2 separate regions of the Mus musculus genome follow, and region 2 is linked to region 1. Evidence: chromatin loops called from intact Hi-C (ENCODE). Cell type or tissue: heart. All regions are shown on one strand. Links, peaks and the distances in the headings refer to the core of each region. The heading gives the core; the rest is flanking DNA.

The links. Hi-C counts contacts between places; a loop is a spot of excess contacts. Peaks named below come from ENCODE experiments on the same cell type or tissue, not always from the same donor. Only the 100,000 strongest peaks of a DNase experiment are listed, where the experiment ranks them.
Region 2: a loop joins it to region 1, with 5 times the contacts of the local background. A loop is called at or near these places in 4 of 42 quality-filtered maps.

The regions. Positions count from the first base shown.
Region 1 is chr1:17,092,837-17,101,173 of GRCm38, forward strand. Jph1 (junctophilin 1) reads right to left here and starts at 5,053. Exons shown (of 5, transcript NM_020604.2): 1 at 4,390-5,053. The coding sequence starts at 4,768. It overlaps Gm46085 (a long non-coding RNA gene), which reads left to right and starts at 4,997. Exons shown (of 3, transcript XR_001778833.2): 1 at 4,997-5,415; 2 at 5,845-5,989; 3 at 6,289-7,957. Gm31982 (a long non-coding RNA gene) reads right to left here. Exons shown (of 4, transcript XR_865203.2): 4 at 5,737-5,949. In heart, for the core only: no CTCF peak of the experiment used is centred there; DNase peaks (open chromatin) are centred at 4,125, 4,395 and 5,085; H3K4me3 peaks cover 2,238 bases; H3K27ac peaks cover 1,785 bases.
Region 2 is chr1:17,038,098-17,046,434 of GRCm38, forward strand. All of the region lies in intron 2 of Jph1 (junctophilin 1), which reads right to left. Among named protein-coding and RNA genes, the nearest start is that of Gm46085, 56 kb to the right of the region's middle. In heart, for the core only: no CTCF peak of the experiment used is centred there; a DNase peak (open chromatin) is centred at 3,274.

The DNA of each region.
Region 1 (8,337 bases), core at 236-8,235:
TGTTCTGGGGTCTCTGGCTGTCTGAAGATGATGTTTAAAGAGCTTTAAAGAACTGACAGGATGGAAGAAATATTTCCAAATCTCAGAGGAATACTCAGCAACGTCCATTAAAATTCTGTTAACCCAGATCACTTTTTCTATGAATATTATACTTTTTAGGAATAAGATAAACCCTAAAAATAGTTTCAGAGTTCTTCTACTTAATAACCAAGATAAGTTTTAAAAAACAACCTGGTAGAGATTTTTAAATGCTCTTTGGAAGCAATGAAGGCTAAACTAAGGAGCTCAGAATTCTCAAAGTGAAGGCTATTTCCATTCAATTAAAGGCAAATTTTGCATCGTAGTGTGCCCCCAGAACAGCTATCTGGAAAAATTTCAAATGTGATTACTTTGTTGTTATTCCTAACAATTCCCAATGTCAAAGAAAATAAATCATGATTATAGAAGGTGATGACCTTGCTCTGTTTCTTATTATATGTTATAATTTACATTACCTTGCAGATTTCCAGTGACTAGGACACATTTTTTTTAATACAACCAGAGATAATGCTGTTGGGTACTATTATTTCTGAAGATGGTTCTTAGTATATAGTGCAGGCTGGCTTGGAACTCTCAGTCCTCCTGCCTTAAAAATGCAGGGATTACAAGTACACAGTACCACACCTGTCTAGTGCTATTCCTAAGTCAATTTCAAGACCCCCCTCTCTTTCTTCTCAGGCTGACATATTTACATTATAAAAAAACAACCACAGAGTAACAATGGGGATAACATGGTACTAAGGGGTCTGGTACCATGACTGCCATATCTTGAGTAGACCTGGAGTCTTAACTTCATGCCTATACATTTCTAAATAGGGTGGGGCACAGCTCTCAAAACAGGGCAAGATTGTTATATACAAACATGTCAGAAGCTGAGTGTGGAAGTATATGCCTGCAATCGTAGCACGTGGAAGACTAAGACAGAAGGCTACTGTGTATAGGTCAGTCTGGGCTACTCAGTTGAACCTCGTTTTAAAAAAAAATATTTGTGGCATTTTCCCCATGATAATAAGCTTCATACTGAATAAACACTGCTGCTTCAATAGAAAAAAAAGTTGTTATAAACTTTCAACTTTGACTTTTCCTAGATGAACCCTAAATAGTAGGATAAAAGTTATATAACCTTATACACAGAATAAAATGAACCACTGTCTTTAATATTTTGTGTTGTTAAAACTCCATATTTCTACCATTTTAACTTTTCCACAGAATAATTTTGCTAAAATAATTTGTAAAAGATGCTGTTTGGCCTAAGTAGTTATGCTTTTAAAGCACAACCATGATATTTTAATAAATCATAAATAGCGATGGAAAGTCATTGGCCACTTTTCCTCTGAAGGACAGCTCCAAAGTCAAGCCTGGCTTTACTTTCTCAAAAACCTGCTTGAACACTCAGGCTGCTTATAAAGAACAGCAAGGATTAGAAAGTTTAAATATCCTTGGAACTATCAAATAGAATGGGGGCAGGAAACAAAGGTACCAGTGCCCTTCCCTTCTGAGTGGTTACACTATCACAGTACTGAAGAAAATCCCTCCAGGACATGCTCAGCACCACTAGGAACCTGTTTGTTCAAAGTCTAAGCAGTTGGTCTGAAATTTTAAAGAGGTTTGGTTTAGTCAAGGAACCTAGAAAACAAGACCTATTTCTCTAGGAAGCAGGTGGGCTCCAAGTTCTTTTGTCCAAAAGGAGTAGTGACTTACTATTCTCTGTTCCTAAGACACAGGGCAAGTTTAACACACAAACAAATGTGTTTTGTTGTTGTTGTTTTCTTTCTTTTTTTTTTTTTTTCTTTTACTGCACAATATTGTTGAGAATAGCTTCTGGACCAAAATGAATTTTAGTCAAATTTGAACTACTGTGTGCCAAATTTAAGAATATGCTTCAAATTCTATAATCAACTATAAATCTAGTTTAGAAAACAATGGCTAGGACTGAGGATGTAGCTCTAGTGGTAGAGTGTGTTCTTGGCATTAATGAAGCCTTAGATTCCATCTCCACATGGTCCTGGCCCATAAACCTGGTCCTGGAAAGGTGGAGGCAGAATGCTTATAGTTCAGAGTCACACTTAGCTTAAAGCTAGCATGGGCTACAGTAACCCTGTCTCAAATACATAAATAGCCCAGTGGGTCTTCCTAGATATCTTCCATAGCTTTATAGTAGGTTTATCAGAATTTGTACAAAAGAATCTGGGCACCTGGACTTGAATTTCATGAATATGATGCATTTAGTTCTTAATATTTAGGGACTCTATTTCAGTGACACTTTACAAAGAAATCTCTAGTGAAATAAAGTGCGAGTTCTCACATGGAATTATTCCTTCCTTCCCTGCTGTCACTAAAAATATGTAGGAAGGGAGGCAGAATTAAGCTAACTCAGGAATAGAGAAGCTGCTATTCCTACTTGGACTAAAACCTCTGAATGAATTAATTGTATCTGTTTAGGCCATTGTTTTTAAATTATCGATTTTCTGATAAAAGGTGTTAACAGAAGGAAAACCAGTAAACTGACCAGCAAAGAGTAAGCATTCAAAAGTGACTTACATGTTTAACATTTTTTCTTGATTATAGCATACCAGGGTCTTGTTTGTTTGTTTGTTTGTTTTGTTTAAACTTTCAAAGTTGGTTTAAAACAGAAGGCAGATTATTCAGTTACTTGGAGATATATTTGGCCTTGTGCAAACAACAAAGACACATCGGCTTTTCTGTGCTCTCATGTTCTGATTACTAAGCATAACAAATACCCTAAAGTCACCAAGTTTCATTTAATGAGTTTTAACTTTTAAAGAAAGTCTATATTGTAATTAAACTACAATAAAATAAGTCTATCTTATAATCTTTAAAATAAGGGCTTTAAAATGATCATATTAAAAAAAAAACAACTAAATTTTTACGGTTGAACACAGTATTTTGTTATATCAGAGCTAAGGCTTCCAATAAAATCCAGAAACAATATTTGTAAGGCTGTCAACCAAGGCATATTGTGGTTCTGAAGAGTAAATGGCCCTGTTAAACTATCAAGGCACTCAGGGCTCAGCCCAAAGAAAAGTACTAAGATCTCCCCCCTCCCACCCCCCCCCCCCAATCCATGAGAACCATATCCTTATTTATACTGCAGGGCCAAATGGTATTAAAAAAAAAAAAAGCAAATCCTACCATTCTGCTGTTTTGCATTTGAAACACAGCCCAAGTGTTCTGAGCAAGTGAAGTGTACAAATTGTATAAGCTTTTATATAAGCAATAGCATAACGGAATTTCAGTGGGCTGGAGAAACTTTTAATTGGATCCCTTTAATATCCTCCAACTCTGAAGCAGCTTAATTTCAAAAGGTGACATCCTATAATCCTTTTCAATTAAATATGACTATGTTTATTATCAGAAAATAGTCTTTGCCCAAACATAGCCCTATTCATCTCTCCCAGCTTTGTCTTTAAAAAAATTAATCAACTTTTGACCCCTGTTTCACTAATGTATGCTTTCTTAGCGGAAAAAAAAAAAAATGAACCCGTTCCTATAACATACAGAAATTATAAGGCAAACATTGTTAAATCACAACCAGGCTTACTTTTTAGGCCACACCCCTAATGTATATCCAGGATATAGCATACTCTTTAACCTTTTTAAATATTTAATGGAAACTCCGTCCATTTTTCCTAAAGCATTTTCTCAAGATCTCCAGGTCAGCAAAGATTACAGTTCTTCTGATTCAAAAGTACTTTAAGGAGCCAAGTGAAAGTTAGGGAGAAAATTAGGAATGCCGCTTGCTTTGGGCAGTTGCTCTGCTGCCTGTAACTAGGACTCTAGAAAATACACCCTCAATAAGGTCCAATTCCCCAACATCCTACTTATGGGGTTCTGGCTTCTATCTTTAGGCTAACTGGAGGGCCAGAAGCGAAATACGAGACTCTACGTGAAACCAAACCGCGCGGCGGTCAGCACCGACCGGCAGCCACACAGCTCAAGACGTCCCTCTAACTCCTCCGGAGTGGCGATTTCAAACCCGGCCTGGAGAGGGAGGGATCAGGAATGTAATGTGACAGGCTCAAGTGACAGTGTCCTCTCTCCTGCCCAGCCCTCCCGGGGCAGCGCGGCTCTGGGCCCCGGCCAGGTACCTGCACGCCTAACTCCCGGGGTATGGACAGCCTACCCGCCCGGGGAGCCGCAGACACTTGCGACCCAGCCGCGAGACCAAGTGGTCTCCCTCGAAATGGGGAGGAGGGCGAGAGGGAGGGTAGACTCCCCAGATGTTTTGGCGGGTTTCCGGACACGTGCGTCTCGCGTCCTCCCCACGTCCCCGAAGCCAGGGAAGAGCCCACCGCGTCAGCCCTCGGAGACTCCCGAGATGCCGCTCACCTCCATCCCCGTAGGTCTCCACGCCGTACCCGTCCTGCAGCCCGTTACTCCAGGTCCCCTCGTAGCGGGCGGGGGTGCACAAGCTCTGCCGGACCCCGTAGCGCCCCTTGAAACCATGTGACCACTCCCCCCGGTACATCCACTTGCCCTTCGTCTCCACCCCCAGCCCGTGCCGCTTGCCCTGCGCCCAGTAGCCCTGGTAGGTGTTGCCGCTGGGCCAGGTGTAGACTCCAACCACCTCGAAGCCGTGCGACCAGGAGCCAGAGTACTCGCCCTGGCCCTTGGGCCCCGTGCAGATGCCATGCCCGTGCGCCTTGCCCTCCTCCCAGCCGCCGCAGTAGGTGCCGCCATCGTCGAAGTCGAACCTTCCGCCCGTCATTCGGGGGGCAGCCCCGGCGCGCTCCTCGTGGGGGCACAAACGTGGGCAGAGCTGGGCACCGCAGGGTGTAGCTCCGGGGTAGGGGCCCGTCGGGCGAGCTCACGACTGCGCCCCGGGCAGCTCGCACCGCCGATCGGCTCCAGTCCGACGCCGCCCCCGTCTTCCCCTCCTCTTTCGCCGTCGCCACCGCCGCCTCTCTCCCTCCTCCTTCGCCGCCGCCCCGGCCAGCGCCGCGCGCGAGAGGACAGCCCAGTCTCCAGAGCGGACTTTCAGCTGCTCCCACCCGCCCACGTGAGCCGGGCACCGCCCCGCGCCCGCCCCTAGTCCCCTCCCTGGGCGCGGAGGCCCGGCCCCATGACACGCCCGCCCGCACGCCCGCCCGCCGGGCCCTGCCCCCAGCCCGCGGAGCCGAGCTTCTCCTCCGGCTGCTTGGCGCGCGAGCTCTGGGCACGTGTGTGTCTGCGGAGTGGGCTGTGACTGGGAGGGCCAGTGTACTCTGAGACGTGAGACGGTCAAGCCTGCGGATAAAGGTGCGGCTGCCTGTGCTGGGGACCTGCTCTTTGCTGCTGGAACCTCCAGCTTTTCAATTGTGTTTAGTCTTCTACAAGTGAGGCCACCTGTGTGATAGAGTGACAACTCTTGTGTAGGTGGGTGGTGGTGGTGGTGGTGGTGGTGGTGGTGGTGGTGGTGGTGGTGGTGGTGGTGGTGGTGGTGTGTGTCTGCATAGGGTTTGTAGTTGCATTTTTTCCCCCAGCATTCCAACTTGAGCTCTGTTGGATTTGTCATGCGCAGCTGTCATCATGAATTAATATGCTCCAAATATATGTCTGCATGTGATAAATCTGTGGCAGCCTAGATATAATTGTGCAGAATGTTCTTTTACACCTACCCATTTCAGGGCACATGTGTTTGCATTTCTTTTCATGAAGATTCCAAGAGAGGCAATGCAGTTTGAAAGAGCATGGGCATGAGTTGTTTGGGTTTTATTTGTAGAAGTGATGGGCTTTGTAGCTGGCATTGCAGGAACACAGGGCATTGTCTTTTACATTCCAGCCTGTTCCCTCATCTGTTCTCAGCTTTAGAAATGCTACATCCTGGAGCTGTGCACCCAAACAGGCTTAGTCTGTATGTATTGCTTGAGTGCCTGGAATGCACACCTGGGACCTCTCCACTGTCGCCCACTGTTTAGAAAAGAAAACACAGTTTTCAAGGAGAAATATGGTAAGTAAAGCACTCTGCTAATGTAACAAAGAAGCCATGAACTTCTAAACACAGGACAGGTGTCAGCTGATGCACTCTCCTGCAGCAGCACTCACTGCCTTGTTGAACTCACTTCAGATACCTCCTCTAAACTTTATCTCCATTTTCTCAATGGAAATACCCTCCCCTTTCTGTGTTGGGGAAAGACTTGGTGTATTTCGATGGTAGTACCCGTAAAGTCAAGAATTGCTAACAGGATAGTTGAATCACATACTACAGCCTCTTTTAGGAGTGGCATTGATCTCTCCTTGCCTTCACAGTGCCAGTGGAGGAAGTCTTTTCCCCAGGTCACAAGCCAGGGTCTCAGAAGGACTCTCAGATTGTGCATTCCTGCTGTTCCCCAGGCTGAGAGGACAAAACAGGTGAGCACTTGGGCCTCTCACTAGGTGGCTGATAATCAGATAAAAACCCTAAAGGACAACTGTCAAAAGGAGAGCAAGAGAAAAGGATTCTTTCCTGAGCATAATTCCTTCTCTCAGAACTGGAGCTGTCCTTTCCTGCTTATCTGTGTAAATGACAGAAAGGAAAAACGAAGACAAAACAAAACCAACAGAAAACCCCCAAAACCCCAACTCTGTTTACACTGAGCCAAATCACCAAAAAGAATTAGAACCCCTCGCCCATGGCACTGCTTGTGAAGTGCCAGGAATAGTGCTTACCCTAGTGGCCTGAAGTAATCAGGCATCTTGCTCAGCATCCCTTTCTGCACTGGGGATTGATTTAGGCCACTGGGAAAATGAGGACCCAGGGCTTTGCAGCTGAGCCACAACTCTTTTTCTCAGTCACAGGAAACACTGGCATTGGGGGCTCACACAGCATCAAGTCCCACTTGTTCTGAGGGTTTGGTCCGATAGGAAAAGAAGAGCTGCTCAAACTGATATTTCTTTTCTTTGTCTTTCAAGTGGTGTTCTTCCCAGAGGCAGCACTTGTGCTTTGTCTTTTTGTTGGGTTTTGTTTTGGGACCTACTTCTAGTGTTAGGATCCCAGTGTTCTTTAAGAGTTTTTTTTTTTTTTTTTTTTCCCTTGAAGTATTTGTCTTCCTCCCCAATTCTCTAAAACTGAGGGCTTTCAAGGAGTACACTAGACATCACAATTTTCTGGCTTCTGCAAAAGCTACCTAGTCATTCATGGTACAGGGAAAGTAATGGTAAAGTCTGCATTTACCATCTGGGCGGGGTATGGAGGTTTGTGTAGGATAACACACAGCTCTTCTGCCTAACCTTCCTTAGAAAGAACCTTAAGTAAAATTGAGAACCGTGCAGTAAATACGAGCTGTTTAATTTCAACAAAACTTAATTCTAGCCTAACTGCGACTGACTCCTACGGGAGAAAGTTAGTAATGAACTTTTACTGGCTCCTGAACAGTTTTTCAACCAATGAAGAGCATGAGCCCATATTTCTATTTACCTCATGCTACCACAAAGAGATGCCTCCTCATCCCATAGCCGTGTATATAAACGTAAAGATTGAGGTTTGGTGGCCATGCTAGGAGAGCAGAGGGCAGAGCAAGAGGTGCAGAGCAAGTAGATCCTGGCAGTGGAATACTGTTGTAATTTCAGAGTCAGGGTTAGTAATGTCCTTATGTTCCCTCTCTCTCTGAACCTTTGCCCTGGATAAGGGGGAGTTGAATTTAGCTTTAAGACTGGATTAGTAAGAAGAGAATGTGAATGTTGGTGTGACAGGTGGAATGGGGGAGGTCAGTAAAGCCCAGGGGCCAACAATTAGCAGCTTCTTTTCCTTTGTACACAAAACCCAGCCATTACTAGTTTCTCTTCTAAAACATTTTTTATAATAAACAGTAAGCTGGTGCAGTGTATGTCCAGTTCATATGTTGGTAAGGATGTTTTGCTTACAATTTAATGATGTTATTTTTTAGTGATATGATTCTATTAGAATTACTGAGAGTTTTAATAAAAAGTTTATAGATGACAAAAAGGCTGAAGTATGAGTGTTTATTGTTTCAGGAACATGAATTAAGAGCATAAAGACATATATAGAATTAAAGTGAATCACATAATTCAAAATGAACATTATTAGCTTGATTTGTAAAGAAATCCAAATGATTCATTTGTGATAAGTGTTCATGAAATTTAAGTAAATTTTAAATTTAATTAATTTTGAAAAATTAGAGATCTAAGCTTTTTAGATAGCATGAAATCAGAAGAATACCAAAGTCAGTGTTCTTCAAATTGTTTGTTTAGTGTAATTACTGCACACCAGTAAGCTTTTTAAATCTCATTTTTCTGTACTACTGATTGAACCCAGGGCTTGGTGTATGCTAGGTAAGCACTCTACTTCTGAATATATCC
Region 2 (8,337 bases), core at 21-8,020, 55 kb before region 1:
ATCGGTAGTTCATCCAGTTTCTTCTGGATTCTTAAATGTTCTCTACCTCTTCTCTTGAGAATCAACAACTTTCTGTTGTCTCTACTTGCTTTCATCATCTGTTACACTTTTATCCTGAGACCAATCTTTCTCCTGACAGTCAACAGGTAAAACTAAAAGTTTGTCCCAAGATAATGAGGAAAGAAAGATGTAAATGAACAAAGGCAATTGGTTTTTTCTTCAGTCTTTTAAATAAAAATAGCATGTGGAACAAAGGTGGTTTTGAAGATGAATACATAGACATCAAAATAAAAATGCATGCTACCTCTTAAAGATGGTGATGAAAATGAAGGCAAGATTTCATTTTTTTGTGTGTCTTCATGGGGACTGACTGGTACTGTGGCCTGTCAGTGGGGACAGGTGGACCCCTTGGTGCAGCCACTGAGGAATGTGGACCTTGCATTCTTAGATTCTACTCCAGAGTGAGAGGTGGACAGACAAACCAGCATCCTCCATAATGCTCAAGAATTCCAGGCATAGGAGCATATTATCCTCAAGAACAAAGGGGAATAGCTGATGCCATTTCCATTGAGGTAAGGATTCAGAATCTGATTTTGTTGTCTTGCAATGATGGTAAGTCACATTGGACCCTGAGGAGGCAGAGAGAGTTACCCAGTGTCAAAGTCCTGCTGCTGAATGTAGTATCTAAGAGCTTTAAGCCATAGTCTATACTTCAGAAATAACAGCAGACTTGGTAACAAAAATATGTGGCCTAGCCTTACCAATTGATTTTATCTTATATGAAGCATAAAGACAAACAGCAACCTTGTACTTTAAAAGTGAATACTATTCAGCTGTAAAAATAATGACATCATGAGCATTTATCATAGATAAATGGATGAGACTAGGAGAGATTGTATTGAATGAGGTAATGCAGACCAAGGAAGTCCAACATTTCATGTTCTCTCCCATCAGAGGCTCCTATCTCTGAGGCTGATGTGAGTACATGTCCTGAAGCAACTGCAGAAACCAGGAAGTCAAAAGGAGCATCAGGTGGTGGGTAGGGGAGCAAGAGATAAAGGAATAGCAGGCTACAAAGAAATGGCAAAAAGGAGTGAGGGTACTAATTACAGAGGAGGAAGGAGATATATACAGAAAAAGGAGTATGGATGATTGAAAAAGTTCATAAGGAAACATACTATTAACTATTTACTAAAAAAAAAATTTAAGAAGTCTCTGTGTAAACATATATATGTTATTAAAATAAAATGTTCTCATCTGGGCTGACAATGCTCCCTTCGAGAGCTGAAGATCACCTAAAAAAAATCCCAATATCAGGCATAAGCAGCTCTCTTTTGAGTTGTTGATAAAACTATTCAAGAGAATCCCCGAACATTACAGGTTATTGCTATTGCACTTAGTTGCCCCGAAAAGTGGAACATGATGCTACTGCTGAAGACACCATGTATTTTCAAACACATGATCCAGAGGCCCCTGAGTTACAACTTAACTGAAAATCTACTCCCTACCAGAAAGTGTCATTCAAACTTCTAAATGAGGGAAGAAACCAACAGCTCTACTCAGCTAGGATACCTACGAACCACAAAAATAACCAGCATGTCATGATAAGCCCAAGGGTACAGTAGTGGGGTGTATACCTTGGCATTAACCAACAGCTCTCCAGTTGGACTTATGAATCTGACAACTGAAAGGAAACCACACCTGGTATCAGAAACACAGGTGGGTAGGCAGGGCTGGTGAAGTATGGATTCTGGAGGAAAATCTACAATCTCCACTTTTCTAAGGCTAGAACAATCTCTAACTACCTTCTAAATATTTGTCCTTATATTCACAGATAAATGCAGTCTTCACCCCTCAACAAGGAAACTTCTTTGCTATAGATGGATATCATTATAAAAACAAAACCCTACAACTATTCAAAATGCAAAATTGTGGGATCCAGTCCCAAATGGTACACCTACAACACAATTCTTGCATATAAATCTCAGAGATCATTGTAGAAGACATGATGGAAGGATTTTAAGAGCCAGAGAATCAGGACATTTGTTATGAGACTCCTAAATAGTGTCAGAAACTAGACCCACAGTCTCACCAACATGACAGCCTAAACATGAGCTGAAGAAAGACAACAACAGACATTCCAAAGTGGCCAGGGTAAGGGTTTCAACCCCACGTACAGAACTATAGGCATCCACAGAACGTTGAGAGCAGGAGAAACAGCCTTCCCCAGGGAAGAACACACCAATTAGTTATCCTATACAAAGCTGTCAGCCCGGAAAGCACATCTAGAAGTAATAGTCTACACAATGAGCAGGTTATATTTATGTATGTAGGATTGTATGTGTATATGTATGTAACAATAATTAATGAAAAAAATGCCACAAATTTGAAACAGAGCAAGGAGAGATAAAAGAGCTTGCAGGAAAAGGGTGAATGACTTAATTTTAATTTCAAAACAAAAGGAATTATTAAAAAACCTGCTTTGTAGTTATAATTGTCAATTTTAAGCATATTAATTGTAAATTAATTACAATTAATTTAAATTAAATTTTGTAAGATGATAAATTCTTTGTATCAATAGACACCAACAACTGTAAGCCATCACTATGGGTGTGTGAAGGTGTCTTGTCTATGTTTGGGCTAAAACTTAACTGCATACATTCTCCTCTAATAAAATGTCTTCTGTTTTTGTTGGGAGTCAATAGAATAGGACAGGATTGGAATTAAGAATAACTAAAAACCTAGCAAGACAAACATTTTAGGGATGAAGTGTTTAACCAACATTAGATTCTGTGCTGACTATTCACTCTGTTTTGGCAACTAGTTAAGGCATGGTTGTTCAAACTTTTAAATTATGATTTCATTAGTTGAAACAGCAGGCTCTTTTATCAAATAAGTCTTTATTACAGGTCTACTATGTAATTCAATTCATGGGTTAAAAATGTCTCCTCTCCCTGGAAACCTAATTGCAAATGGTACTGCCTGACTTCTGATGTGAAATCATTAAACTGGAATTCAGTCATGAGACCTTATTTTAAAATAATATAGACAGTTTCTGCTTAGCTTTGGAAATAGCCTTCTGGGTGTTTCAGCATGTTACCAAAGTTCTTATCATCTGGGAATCATGGTGGGAAATGGAAGCCATGGAAAACCACCAGTAGGATCACAAGGTGTTCCATCCTGCTGTGTTCAAGCCCTACTGTCTAGCTTGAATGCCTGTTTTCCCATCTCTTTGCCATCTCTTGGCAAAGGGCCTCATTCCCTGTCACTTGCCATTTGTTCTGAGCTATTTTAAATCTGGACAAGTTGTGGTAGTAGGCTATATTTAAATTGGCCAGCACTGTGAAGAAATAGCTAATGCACGTGGCACCTTTTCCTTTTTTGATATAATCCAATTGTGCTTTGGCTGCAAATCAAATTGTGAGATTCTGTATCTTATACCCCCTAGCACACAAACCATTTCTACTCCCACTCCTGGCTCCCCAAGCAATTGACCCTTGATTGGGGGCCATGGGAGTCTTCTGGACGAGGTGTGACAGGGACCCAAGACCAGTCAGCAACCGCTTCCAGTAGTAAACAGAGAGACATGGGCAATAATGAAAGAGAAAGCAGAGACCCAGTGGCTCCAGGCTGAGTGGTGGAAACATCAGCAAAATCATTTCCCAAGGACCCAGTTCCAGATATGAATTTCATGAAATGTAATGTGTCCATTGTGAGCACCATCAAGGACATGGCACACATATGTAAAGCCAGCTTTCTCAGGTGTCTAAGCCTGGAAAAGGGGGACATAATGAGGGGCATGGTGTCTAGCCTGGTCCTCTGCCTCTGTCCCTTCATATGGTTGAACTAGACTTCTGTGCTAGGCAGGAGGGGGGAGGGGATTCTTAGTTGGAGTTACACCCTTGTTTTGCAGAGGAAAAACACTTTGGAAATGTTCTCAAATAACTAAAAGTTAAAAATAATGTAAAATTAAACACCTTTGTGGAGCACAGGTCTTTAGGTTCACAGTTCATGGTGGCCTAAAATTCAGACTTAAGATTCCATCGTGAGGAATTGGAAGACAAGGTAGCTTTGTAGAAGTATATCACAGACTTAGGGCTTTCATCAGACCTGAACTATGTGATGTTGATACTGATACGCCCACTTGCTCTGCAGAGGGTGGAAATCCAGGTGATGTACACCATTATGTTCCTCTGAGAGGCCTAAGAGCATGTAAGCTGAAACCAGGGGTTTTGCTTATTTATTTTGGCACTATTTACTTTGACTGCTTGTCTTATGAGAGGTTTCCTGCTGTAAGCCAAGTTTCTACCTGGTTGGTTTTGCTGAATATCTTTACAACCAAGCCAAGAACTCTGCTCAGTGGCAGAGTTCTTGTCAGGAATGGACAATGAATGCCTGGGTGCAATCTTTAGTACTGTCTTCCACTAAGAAGAAAAAAATAAAGAATTAAGACAAAACTCAAAACTAACCACTTTATTACCCATAGAGGTAGTGAACAACAGCCCGTGCTTTGCCTCCTGGAACAAGCAAGAAAACCACTTTAGAAATGGTATATATTAAAATTATATTTACTCACATAGACTCATCAATGAACTTGAAACCACTTTTAACTGTCCTTATCAAAGGAAGATCCCTTAGCAGGCTATTTGATTACTTTGTAGTCAGGGCTACAGATTTTTCAAACGTATTTTTACAGTAAGAAAGCAGAGATGAAGGAAACTGATCAAAATAGATGTTTGTTTTTACTGGAAGGCAAATAAGCGGTACTAAATATAATTATGATTTGAGTATAAGCAAAACACATCTCAAAATAAATTTCATACACTCCTCAGTGCTCTGGACTTTTAGTCTGTTAATTCCCAATTTTAATAGATATAATGTGATGCCATCTTCCTCCTGAATGCATTTCTAGTATAAGAAAATGACCAGTTCTAGTTTTGTCTGTTCTCTCTTTAAAGTACTACATGGGTTTTTGCCCCAATCCCTTATGCTGGGGTAAAACCCAGGTCCACACTGCTTACTAGGCAAGTGCTTTCTTTTGAGCCGTATACAAACATCCCAGCCCCAGGCTCATTATTAAAGGAAGTATGACAAGGGAAAATACGTGGTACTCTCCCATGGAACTCTGAGTCGCATTTGATATCTAGATCGAGCCTTGCACTTAAAGTCTGTGCCCAGAACCTGCCATGGCAATGCTGCTAAGGGGACCTGACCAAGGTCACAGTACAGCAGGTGAGGAGCACGTTATTCATACAGCGATGATAGATGTTTCAAACAGGCATCAGGTTTTCCTCAAAAAGCAAGCGGTAAGAGAAGAAGGTCTCAGCAACTTAAAAAAAGACATAATCAAGCATGAAACAGATGGAGACCAATACTAGTCTAGAAAAAAAGCCTGGAACTGTCATCTTTAGAACACATTTATGTGCATATTCATATTCAGTACAGATTCACCAAATTCTATTGGCTTAACCAGCCGTATGCTCATCCTTGTATCAACTGATGCAATACACATATGTGATGATGTTGGTTAACATTTTGACTTGTGTTTCACATGTACTATCTTTTGTAATCTGCCTGTTCTATCAATTGGTGCGAGTGGGTTTGAAGAAGCCATTTTCATCTGAATATCCACACCCACTGTGTTGATCAGGCTGTGCATTTTCCCTGCATTAGCCGTTCTTTCCACTGATTTTCTGTACTGTGAGGTGAATGTAAATTCTCTACTAGGTATGATTTTACATTTTTTCTTATACTGGAATAGCCATTATTATTATTATGTGAGTTGATTCTTTCACATAATAACCTTTCAGGAATAAGCAATTTTTAGTTTAAACAAAAAGTCCAAGAAATAGCTCTAGCCTCAAGAAACCAGTGACTACTTAATTCTTCAAAGGGTTTTATGTCCAGATATGGAACTCAGTGGCTATAGTACCTCCCTTTGACCCTTGCAAGGTCCTGCAAGTCTTGTTCTTTTTTTCACTGAGATTTGGCAGGTAATACTTGCTAAACTATCTGTAGCTCTTGCTCCATGCTCTTGGGTTGGTATATGAAGCCATGTACTTGCCAGGCTGGCCCTAGGCCACACTTGCATCCCATCATGGTCCCTGGAGTTCTCAATCCATCTGGAAGCTCTGACTGCTCCCTCCCTGATTTTTTGCCCTGGGTGCAGCCTGAGGTGTCTCTGCAACTTGTTAAACCTGGCACTGAAGACATAGGTACTTGAAGCCATAGCATAGTGTTACAATTACGGTGTAAAGGTAATCTTTGGGCTAGATTACCACAATGGAAATTCCACAGCTCTCTGTGCTTGCCCTATAGATGTAGACATACCATTTTGGATGCACAGATTTCAAAAACAGGTCAAAACTACTCTTATTTTTTACACCCAGAGTCGAGCTTCTTGCTGTTTGGCTAATGCATTCCTATACTTTTGTCTAATGTGTGAGTAGTAGTTCTCACGATTTATAGGTTGTAGCCAGGATGAGTTACTCAGCTTGCCTGGGTTTCATATTCTTCATCTGGCAAAGCAAACAGCATATAAAATCTGACTTTATACTTTTTTTTTCTCGCTATTTTCTTTATTTACATTTCAAATGTTATCCCCTTTCCTGGTTTCCCCTCAGAAAATCCCCTATCCCCCACCCCCATTCACCAACCCACCCACTCCCACTTCCTGGCCCTGGCATTCCTCTATACTGGGGTATAGATCCTTGACAGGACAAAGGGACGCTACTCCCATTGATGACCAACAAGGCCATCCTCTGCTACATATGTGACTGGAGCCATGGGTCCCTCTATGGTTGGTGGTTTAGTCCCTGGGAGTTCTGGAGGTACTGGTTGGTTGATATTGTTGTTCCTCTTATGGAGATGCAAAACCCTTCAGCTCCTTGGGTCCTTTCTCTAGTTCCTCCATTGGGGACCCTGTGTTCACTCCAATGATTGGCTGAGAGCATCCACTTCTGTATTTGTTAGGCACTGGTAGAACCCCCTCAGGAGACAGCTATATGAGGCTCCTGTCAGCAAGCACTTGTTAGCATCCACAAAAGTCTGGATTTGGTGATTGTATATGAAATGGATCCCCAGAGTCTGCTCTGGATGGCCATTCCTTCAGTCTCTGCTCCACACTCTGTAAGTCCTCCCATGGGTATTTTGTTCCCCATCTAGGAAGGACCAAAGTATCCACACTTTGGTCTTCTTTCTTTTTGATCTTCATGTGGTCTGTGAATTGTATCTTGGGTATTCTGAGCTTCTGGACTAATATCCACTTATCCCTGAGTGTATACCATGTGTGTTTTTTTGTGATTGGGTTACCTCACTCAGGATGATATTTTCCAGTTCCATCCATTTGTCTAAGAATTTCATGAATTCATTGTTTTTAATAGCTGAGTAGTACTCCACTGTATACATGTACCACATTTTCTGTATCCATTCCTCTGTTGAGGGACATCTGGGTTCTTTCCAGCTTCTGGCTATTATAAATAAGGTTGCTATGAACATAGTGGAGCATGTGTCCTTATTACATGTTGGAGCATCTTCTGGGTATATGCCCAGCAATTCTGAGGAACCACCATACTGATTTCCAGAGTGAAAATATGAGCTTACAATCCCACCAGCAATGGAGGAGTGTTCTTCTTTCTGCACATCCTTACCAGCATCTGCTGTCACCTGAGTTTTTTTATTTCAGCCATTCGGACTGGTTAGAGGTGAAATCTCAGGGTTGTTTTGATTTGCATTTCCTTGATGACTAAGGATGTAATTGAGTCCATTGATGTTAAGAGATGTTAAGGAATAGTATTGTTCCCTGTTATTATTGATGTTATTTTTATGTTTGTGTGGGTATCTGCTTTTGGGTTTGTTGAAAGATTACTCTCTTGTTCTTTCTAGGGTGTAGTTTCCCTCCTTGTGTTGGCATTTCCCGTCTATTAGCCTTTGTAGGGCTGGATTTGTGGAAAGATACTGTGTTTGGTTTTGTCTTGGAATACTTTGGTTTCTCCATCTATGGTAATTGAGAGTTTGGTGGGTATAGTATCTGGGTTGGCATTTGTGTTCTCTTAGGGTCTATATGACATCTGTCCAGGATCTTCTGGTTTTCATAGTCTCTGGTGAGAAGTCTGGTGTAATTCTGATAGGCCTGCCTTTATATTTTACTTGACCTTTTTCCCTTACTGCTTTTAATATTCTTTCTTGGTTTAGTGCATTTGTTGTTTTGATTTTTATGTGACACGAGAAATTTCTTTTCTGGCCCAATCTATTTCGAGTACTGTAGGCTTCTTGTGTGTTCATGGACATCTCTTTCTTTAAGATTAGGGAGGTTTTCTATAATTTTGTTGAAGATAT